Regions from separate parts of the Homo sapiens genome. Here region 1 is linked to region 2. The links are chromatin contacts, found by Hi-C in ENCODE. All regions are on one chromosome and are shown on one strand. Each heading gives the region's core, a stretch centred on a gene start or an enhancer-like site at or near the end of the contact. The rest is flanking DNA. Distances are from core to core; before and after follow the strand shown. Region 1 holds the start of SGPP2 (sphingosine-1-phosphate phosphatase 2). Region 2 overlaps EPHA4 (EPH receptor A4).

Evidence for each region. A loop is a pair of places that touch in the nucleus more often than their neighbours do. Pooled maps may share reads with other maps.
Region 1: a loop to region 2 is called in a map of CD4-positive, alpha-beta memory T cell, with 14 times the contacts of the local background. The contact joins the promoter of SGPP2 here to the enhancer-like site in region 2. A Hi-C loop is called at or near these places in 1 of 168 maps with a recorded cell type or tissue (CD4-positive, alpha-beta memory T cell), 3 of 37 single-sample maps with no recorded cell type and 12 of 50 pooled maps.

Annotation. Positions count from the first base shown.
Region 1 is chr2:222,422,495-222,426,870 of GRCh38, forward strand. It overlaps SGPP2 (sphingosine-1-phosphate phosphatase 2), which reads left to right and starts at 2,049. Exons shown (of 5, transcript NM_152386.4): 1 at 2,049-2,327. The coding sequence starts at 2,109. RefSeq lists enhancers at 1,293-1,592, 2,783-2,932, 2,983-3,042 and silencers at 1,753-2,102, 2,193-2,422, 2,433-2,482.
Region 2 is chr2:221,514,909-221,519,353 of GRCh38, forward strand. The region is part of intron 3 of EPHA4 (EPH receptor A4); the gene reads right to left. Among named protein-coding and RNA genes, the nearest start is that of EPHA4, 55 kb to the right of the region's middle. RefSeq lists enhancers at 2,258-3,457, 2,431-2,932, 2,781-3,075, 2,933-3,432. Within about 2 kb of position 2,968, at least 22 of the 41 ENCODE cell types and tissues checked have a DNase peak (open chromatin) inside an H3K27ac peak, as active enhancers do.

The DNA.
Region 1 (4,376 bases), core at 799-3,298, 910 kb after region 2:
TGATTTTTGTTAGGTTGGTTGGGAAATTCATGTTCAGAATAATCAGACTGGGCCTTAGAAAAAAAAGGTTCTGGGGAAATGGACTTTACCACTGCCCAGGAGGCTCAAGATGTCCTACTCAAGATGTTCAGAGCCAAATTCTCTTGAGGATTCCTTCCTAGATTGAATGACTCCAGCACAATACACCTTCTTATCATGATCTCACTAGGCCTTATAGAGCTTGTCTCAAGGTTATTTTTACAAGAGCCTTATAAGAAAGACAAGAAGTGAGGATTATCATTTCATTACAGGGATAAACTGCGACATATGGTGACTTACATCAGGTGACTTGGTGAGCCACTAGAAGCTGGAATCAGTAACTGATCCTCCATGGAGATAAAATGCTCTGTCTACAAATACAATTCTTTGGCAATTAACTTAATGCTGCGTGTGCCATGTTTTGCTTTGCCTATTTTTCCTAACTGGTAGAAAGAAAAATCGAAGCACTAAATTCGGGAGACACATGATGCAAGTGCCTTCACAGGAAAACATATTTCTTTAACACATAAGCAGAACAGGTCCCCAACGATCACAGCTCCAGCTTCTAAAACCAAACCACAGGGTTTTGCCTCACACCTGTAAATGACAGCCAGAAGCATTGTGGAGAGATGCTTCCACCTCCTGGGCCGGACATTTCTGTGTGTGATCCCGCCAGACATGACAATAACTCTGCGTGTCTTCTGTAAGAGGAAAATGGTTTCCCTTAAGAGCTTCAGCATTCTCTCAGTCCCCTTGACTTTGCTCTCCAGACAGGACTGAGAAGCAAGAAAAGTAGAAACTAGGGCATGAAGGGGACTACATCATCCTGGAAAGTCACATCCCAAAGACATTCAGGCCTAAAAGGACAACTGAATAAATAAGGCATTGACAGGTGTTCATTAATCATTTGTGCAACCAAATTCTTAGTAGGCTTTGCATGGACAATCAGGAAACATGCAGGTTTCTGCTGCAAACGAAAGACGGGGTTGAATTGCACTTTTGTTGCAGACTGATCACCTGGGCCTAATTTGATTGTTGCCTCCCAAGGGATCTCTGAGCCCAGGAGGGAAATGTAGGAGGGAGGAGGGAAAACCAAGGCCGGCCTGCAGGATGTTTCCTTTGCTATCTTCTGCTGAGTGCTCTAAAGCAGGTGCAGGTGCAATGAGATACCTAATCCTGTCCCCAGTCCTCCAGCACTTTGTTCTCTTCTCGTTTAAACTCCCTAAATGGTCTGGTGGGGTTTTCCCAGTGTCATTGCTTAAAGAGAGGCAGAGCGGAAAGAAAGAAGTAGGAGAAAGCGGTAAGCATCTTTGTTCTCAATGCGGAAAACCCAGAAGGGACTTTCCTTCCCACCCACCTGAAAATGTTCCCCAGTTGCCAAATCAGAAGGGCAGGGGCAGCGACGCGGAAGATGACTCAGGGCCCACTTTGAACCTCCTGGGTACTTGAGCAAGCTCAAGGGTGTTCGGACCTCTAGGGAGACGTTGCATCACGCAGTTTGGAAAGAACTTGGGAATTCTCCCTGGGGGGCTCGCTGTATTTACTGGGAACTAGTCTTGCAGGAAGGTGAGAGTACGTGGCTGGCTGTGGGGAGCTGGCGTGGGAGGAAATCCGACTTCACCTTGGGCTCAGAGTTGCAAGGAAGGTCACTGTGGGATCAGCCTGAGCCCAAAAGGATGGGCTAATGGGAGCGGCCGCAGGTGCACGCGCGCTCGGCCGCTCCCATTAGTGTTACGTCTGCCGGGGGAAGAAGGTGGGGTGGGGGGTTGGGGGCGCCGGGAGAAGAGAGGCGCAGTTCGGAGATCGGCACTCCTCCGTCCAGTTACAGGCGGTCCTGCCCCCGTGGCCGCCCGGGGCCGCCCAAGCCCTCCGGGACGGAGAGAAAGGGGGACGCGTTGCGCAAGGTGGAGGCAGACACCTGGGCGGGCGCTAGGACCCGGGCGGCGCACCTGTTGGCTGGGCCCGGGGCCCCGCCCGCCCGGCCTCCGCCCGGAGTGCGGGATCGGCGGGGGCGAGGCGGGAGTGGCGGTGCCAGCGGAGGGCACCGGCCCGGCGTGGCAGCGGCGGCGGAGCGCGGCCCCGGGCACACCATGGCCGAGCTGCTGCGGAGCCTGCAGGATTCCCAGCTCGTCGCCCGCTTCCAGCGCCGCTGCGGGCTCTTCCCCGCTCCGGATGAAGGCCCCCGGGAGAACGGCGCGGACCCCACGGAGCGCGCGGCGCGGGTCCCCGGGGTCGAGCATCTCCCCGCAGCCAACGGCAAGGGCGGCGAGGCTCCGGCCAACGGGCTGCGCAGAGCCGCGGCGCCGGAGGTAACCATGGGCAGGTGTTCGCCGGGTACGGGGAGGGGGCGGCTGCGGACGTGCGGGTCCCTGCGACTCCGCCACGCGGGGCCGGCCGGGCCGAGAGGGCGCCGTCCCCGGCAGTGACCCGGCTCCCGCCGCTGCGAGCGGACGGGGAGGCCTGGCCTTCCAGTAACCAGGATGCCACCCTCCAACGCTGCCAGGGGCAACCGGGTCTATTGAGATATCCCCAGACGCTTTCAATGCAGTCCATTTAGAGACTTCCCACTTTCAAAAGTAGTTAAATTCACGTAGATGCCAGCAAATATGTAAGAGTTACGTAATGGAACGGAGGAGCGGGGATGTCCTTGGCACTTCCCCGGGGAGACGTTCTTAGACTCCCCCCCACCCCCGTATTCTTGCATTTCCGCCCATCCCCCTTCCCTGATGCGCACAAATGCGGGTGCAGCCGGGCTCAGCGCGCTCCTCACCGCGCTGCACCGCCAGCTCTGGGCACAGAACTTGGGGCTCACACAGCTCCTAGAGAGATTTACAACCTCCCTGCACTACCCCCGGCGATGATGTCTTAACAGCAACTCTCGCTTGCCCTCCCCCAGAGTCTGGGGGTCCCTCCTGCCTGGTGGGTCTTTTATGGACCGACACCAGTGACTTCTAACAGATGCTTCTGGGAGGGAAGCTCGCTACGCTCCCGCTAGGTGTTCAAAGCGTGGTTATACAACCCACTGCGGCTTGGGGGGAACCAGCGTGCGTCGTCGTCGCAGTGCACAGGGACTTTAGGCAGCAGGGACCAGACGGGCTGCACTTGGCTTCTGGGGACGCATGTCTACCGGGAGCACTGGCAGCACCTGCCTTTTCCCTCGGCAAAGTCAAAAGTGTGGCGCAGGAGAACAGAAATAAACGTATTAATAATTCGAATTCCTTGTACACAGCCACATTTTGTTCTTCCTAGAAGGTTTTGGTGAAAGAAAGGTGGCCTTTACTTACGTGTAAATTTCTAGATGTAGTAACTGAGGAATTACGAAGAACCTGGCTTCTGTGTGGAATGGAATATTATAGGCATTGGATTACAGAATTTGTTTGGGAGGGTGAGGGTGGTTGTGTGTTCTACTCCAGAGAAATCCTCCTCTGTATTTTTTCCTCTTTATTGTTCCTTCTTTATCCCATGTGACATTCCGGTAACCTATAGATGAGTATGAGAACCCCTCTTTTTTCTCTTGCCTTGTCTTAAAAACGGGGCAGAGTAGGGGGGATAAGAAATCAGCTGGGCGTGGTGGTGCGGCCTGTAGTTCCAGCTACTCCGGAGGCTAAGACAGGAGAATAGCTTGAGGCGGAGGTTGCAGTGAGCCAAGATCACGCCACTGCACTCCAGCCAGGGCGACTGAGCGAGACTCCGTCTCAAAAAAAAAAAAAAAAAAAAAAAAAGACCAAAACAAACAAACAAACAAACAAAAAACAGTCCCATGGCTGAAACGTGCCGTGACATATTCGGTGCACACACTGTTTACACCCACAGGTAGACACGTGAGTTGCTTTCTGTTGCTCTCTTCACAAGCTTCTACCCTGTTTCTCTAATTCAGGAAGCTGAAAAAGAGTGAATTGTTCCACCAGTGCTTCTCAAACTGTTTTAAACATCACCCCTGGTAACTTAACTTTAAACTCCACAGTTGGATCCTCTTGACCTTTAAAAGCAAGCTAAGCAGATTTCTTACACAGTTTTATCTTCTTACTGCTTGACAATCCTGGTGGGTCTTCAGTGAGTGAAATTGTGGCGGTTTCCCCACACCCACCCAGCCAACACAGGACTTCTGCTTACAGATCATGTAAAAGCAAGAAAGCTGAATGCCCAAGATAAGAAATCATTGTGTTGGTATATAATGGGGGAAATCATAAACTTGAGAGTGCTTGATAAATGAAAGGTTAATTAATGTTTTTACAGGTGGGTTGGTTTCAAATGACTTGGGAAGATTAATCCTTTACATACACACATTGATTCCCCCCCTCAAAAATTATCTCTTATCTACACTCAGGCAATTTACAGGACTTTAAGGGGGCAGTTGT
Region 2 (4,445 bases), core at 1,718-4,217:
AACAGATCAGGCTTATTATCAAATACAAAAGAACAGCATGTCACTAACAACCTAAATTTATCTCAGATGTACAAAAAAATCTTACTCATCCCAAGCAGATCTCTAGACCAACATTCAAAAATGACTATAAAAGGCATGGGAAGTTGAAAACCTTTTCTAGGATTCTATTTACAAGATGCTACCTCAATTTTTGTTTGTTTGTTTGAGACGAAGTTTTGCTCTTGTTGGCCAGGCTGGAGTACAATGGCACGATCTTGGCTCACTGCAACCTCTGCCTCCTGGGTTCAAGCGATTCTCCTCCCTCAGCCTCCCAAGTAGCTGGGACTACAGGCATGCGCCACCATGCATGGCTAATTTTGTATTTTTAGTAGAGACGGGGTTTCTCCATGTTGGTCAGGCTGGTCTCGAACTCCCAACCTCAGGTGATCTTCCCACCTCGACCTCCCAAAGAGCTGGAATTACAGGCATGAGCCACCACGGCCAGCCAAGCTACCTCAATTTAAGAAACATTATTTGATATCTCATTATTAATTAGTCTTCTTTTTCATATATCACAAAACAGTTGAAAATTACTTAAAAAGTACTCTTAATCAACAATCAAAATTAGATCCTGGCCACATCACACACGGTGGGTGGCTTACCATGCCTGTAATCCCAGCACTTTGGGAGGCTAAGACAGGAACACTGCTTACATCCAGCAGTTTGAGACCAGCCTGGGCAACATAGTGAGACTCTGTCTCTACGAGAAGTTTTTAAAAATTAGCTGGGCATAGTGGCATGCACCTGTAGTCCCAGCTACTGGGGAGGCTGAGGTGGGAGGATCCTTTGAGCCCAGGAGGTCAAGGCCTCAGTGAGCCGTGATTGTGCCACTGCACTCAGCCTGGGCAACGGAGCAAGACCCTGTCTCAAAAATAATAATAATAAAAGACATAGATCTCTTTTGTGTCTGGAAAGCAGACCATAAGAAGATCTACATTTTATTTTTTAAAATAGGATTTTTTCCCCCTAGCCTTGAGGCAGGATCATTTCTAAAGAGGCTCAGATTTGAAGGGAAAAAAAAAAAAAAAGATGAAGTCATAAATCCTTCCCCCAGGAAAAGAAAGAAAAACAAAACATAGCATTAAAAATTTTGGCAGATGGATGATCACCTTCATGTTTTCCTCAAGGCTGTGTTAAGGTTACATTTCTCCTGTCAAAAACACAACCAGGAATCCGTTCCCTGCTATGTAGAAGTGGAGGAAGTGAATGGCTGAAATACAATGACTGAGAAGAGGCCAGGCTCTGTGAAAAGGGGACCTGGATTCCATTCCTAACATTTAACAATTTAAGGTTTCTAGGGGTCAGTTTCCTCTAAGAGTACCAGACTAAATAATTTAAAATATCTCTTTTTAATCCTCAAAAATTCCAAGTCTATACGGTTCCCATGATCTGATAGATTCAATGATTTTTTTTTTTTTTTTTTTTGAGACGCAGTCTTGCTCTGTCCTGTAGGCTGGAGTGCAGAGGCACGATCTCGGCTCACTGCAACCTCCGCCTCTCAGGTTCAAGTGATTCTCTTGCCTCTGCCTCCCAAGTAGCTGGGATTAGAGGCGTCCGCCGCGACCCCTGGTTAATATTTGTATTTTTAGTAGAAATGGGGTTTTACCATGTTGGTCAGGCTGGTCTTGAACTCCTGACCTCAGGTGATCGGCCCGCCTCGGCCCAAAGTGCTGGGATCACAGGGGTGAGCCACCATGCCCGACCTAGATTCAGTGATTCTCAAATAACCTAGGATGCTCTGATAAACCCCAAAGTCACTTACAATTCAGTTCAAATGCCATTGAGCACATTAGTCCAGCACGTTTATCTTTCCTTCCAGGACTGGTGCAGACTCATTTATGGAGCTCAGGAACTGAGCTCCAACACTTTCTCAGCCCTAGGACTGTGAGCAAGGTCCTTTTTTTTCCCCAAATAAATCCACCCCTCCAAACTGTTTATTGAAATTTCTCTTACCTGTCTTAGCAGAGATTCCCAAGCACTCCTGTGCTCTTTTTGTCACTTATTAAAAATCAGATCAGAAAAAAGAGGGAAACAAATGTCTTTGCTCTATGGTGTGAAGGTTCATTCATCCACATGTATTGCTGAGCGCTCCTACGTGTGCCTGACATAGGGAAGGGATGACTGGCACGGCCTGTGTTTCCACAGAGCACATATTCTACTGGCAGGGATAGAACTGTACAGGAGAATAAACCTGGTAATATGAGAGACTGAGGATGGGGCTGGGAAGGTGGTTCATAGGGGATCTCAATTAATAAAGGGCCAGCAATTGTGAACATTACATGGGAAAGCATGCCAGGAAGAAGAGAAAGTTGCAGAAGGCCTACAGTAGGCATGTATTAGACAGACAGAAGATTACTGATGCTAGGAAATGTTGCAAGAGGCATGCCAAGATTGAGATCAGAGTGGTCATCCTGAGCCCACAGGCCCTTAACTCAGTGAGGAGTTTAGTTTTTATTCTCAGTCTGGCAATATGATTTGATACAAATTGTCAAAAGATTCATTTGGCTGCTGGTAGAACGTGGATGACAGGAAGTATGATTAGAAGCAGGGGACCTGTAAGGAGGCCCTTGAGATCCAGCAGAGAGGGCATGGCCACCTGGACCAGGGTGGAGGAGGGCGAGCCGGGAGTCGAGAGTTCCAAGTAAGTGACATAAAGGACTAACTCTGCTCTTCCTCACAGTTGCAGGGCATTTTTTTTTTTTAAGTGGACTTAAGATTCCAAACAAGTGACATACAAAGCAAATTTTGATTTTCCCCTTGGCTGTATCCTTCCAAATGAGTCATGTCTGCATCTACTTAAGCAGACTGGGACACCACTTCCCAGCTCAAGAATGCCACCCGCATGTGCTATCACAACAGCTTTGATGAGGCTTGGCCACCAGGCCCTGGGTCCTGACCACTTGCAAGTGGGCCACACCTTGATAGCAGCTGCATGACAGCACCCACTAACTTGAGGAAGCCAGCCGAGGGGCCAGCTTCCTGAGCGTGATTCAAACCGGAACTAAGGGTGCAGCTGACAAGAGTTTGTCAACAGCCATTGAAGTAAGTGAGTTATGAGGTTTCAGGTTGACATTAGGTAGCTGCTGGTGTGGGCAGCGCAGTGTTGTTTTACAACTGAGGTCTTTACTTTCCTGTTTCCTCCCAGAACAGAATTTCATCTAATTGGGAGGCAGAAAATAGGTAGCTGGTTTTCAGGAAAACTGAGAAATTGAGTGGATTTATTCAGATCTGAAACTGTTCATGCTTCCCCCTCCCCACTCCATGGCTTCTGTGGTTAAGAGCTCAGTCCTTATCCTCCAATGCAAAATGGTCCTCACCTCCAGCTTGTAAGAAACAAGAATCCTCTCCTGATGCCTGTAGTCTAGGTTAGGAAATCTCTCTTCCCTAGACCCCGCTCTTTACCCGCTCCTGCTGCACAACTGTAATCCAGTCATGAACTGTGTGTTTTGAGGTTTCATGTCTATCACCCTTTGCAGAACACACTCTCAGATCCATAGCAGCTGCAAATACGCCCATCCTGTTTACTATTACATCTCTAACATTTGGTAACCTGTAACCTGTAACGATGGCTACTCACCACAAATATGTAGACTAAGTATACGAATGAATGAATGAATGATGACACAGTTGCCTTTAGCATCTAAATGTCTAGACACAGAAAGCAACTCAGACCACTCCTTGCTGTGAACCAAGCTGTACGAAGATCATTTCAGATTTACTTTTCTTTTTCTGTTCCTATGTTTTCTGTTTCTATGTTTCTTGCCATTGTGACTTACATTTCCCTTCAAACAGCCTTGCAACATTATGGGCTTGGCTGAAGCTTGCCAAAAAGGAAACAGCACAATCCTAACACGGGTAAGCAAGCAGGTCTGCTGATAATACTTAAAAGGTGGGAGGAGCAGGGGAGGCAGAATTGTAATGCTCTCTTGCTTGGGAGCACTTGTCTCCCAGAGGAAGGGTTAGATCACTCAACAAAATATGAAACCAGAGAGCAGAGTAGTTTTGAAAAGTTAAAATATTTAGATATGAATAATTTTCAGAGGAAAGATAGCAGTAAAGGTTGGAGGGGTGGGGCTGGTGCAAGAAGAAATAAATCTTATCAAAGGCAGCCTTGGGAGCTCAGGCAGATAGGATAAGAGATAAGTCCCTTTGCAGAGTTAGTCACACCCTCCCACATACAATTCACTTGGCAAAGGTTCCTTTACTAACAAAGCAGGTGCATGTTTTAACCAAAAAACAGTGCAGTGCAACAGCTAGGGTGGCTATAAATGTAGTTTTAAACACTTTTTTTTTAAAGCAGGATATAACAAAACATCGTCTATAGGAAATCTGAAAATATAGGGTCTTATGGCCACAAAGCAAGTCCAAGTTTTCTCGTCGAACTTTAAATGATGGACAGTTTCTGA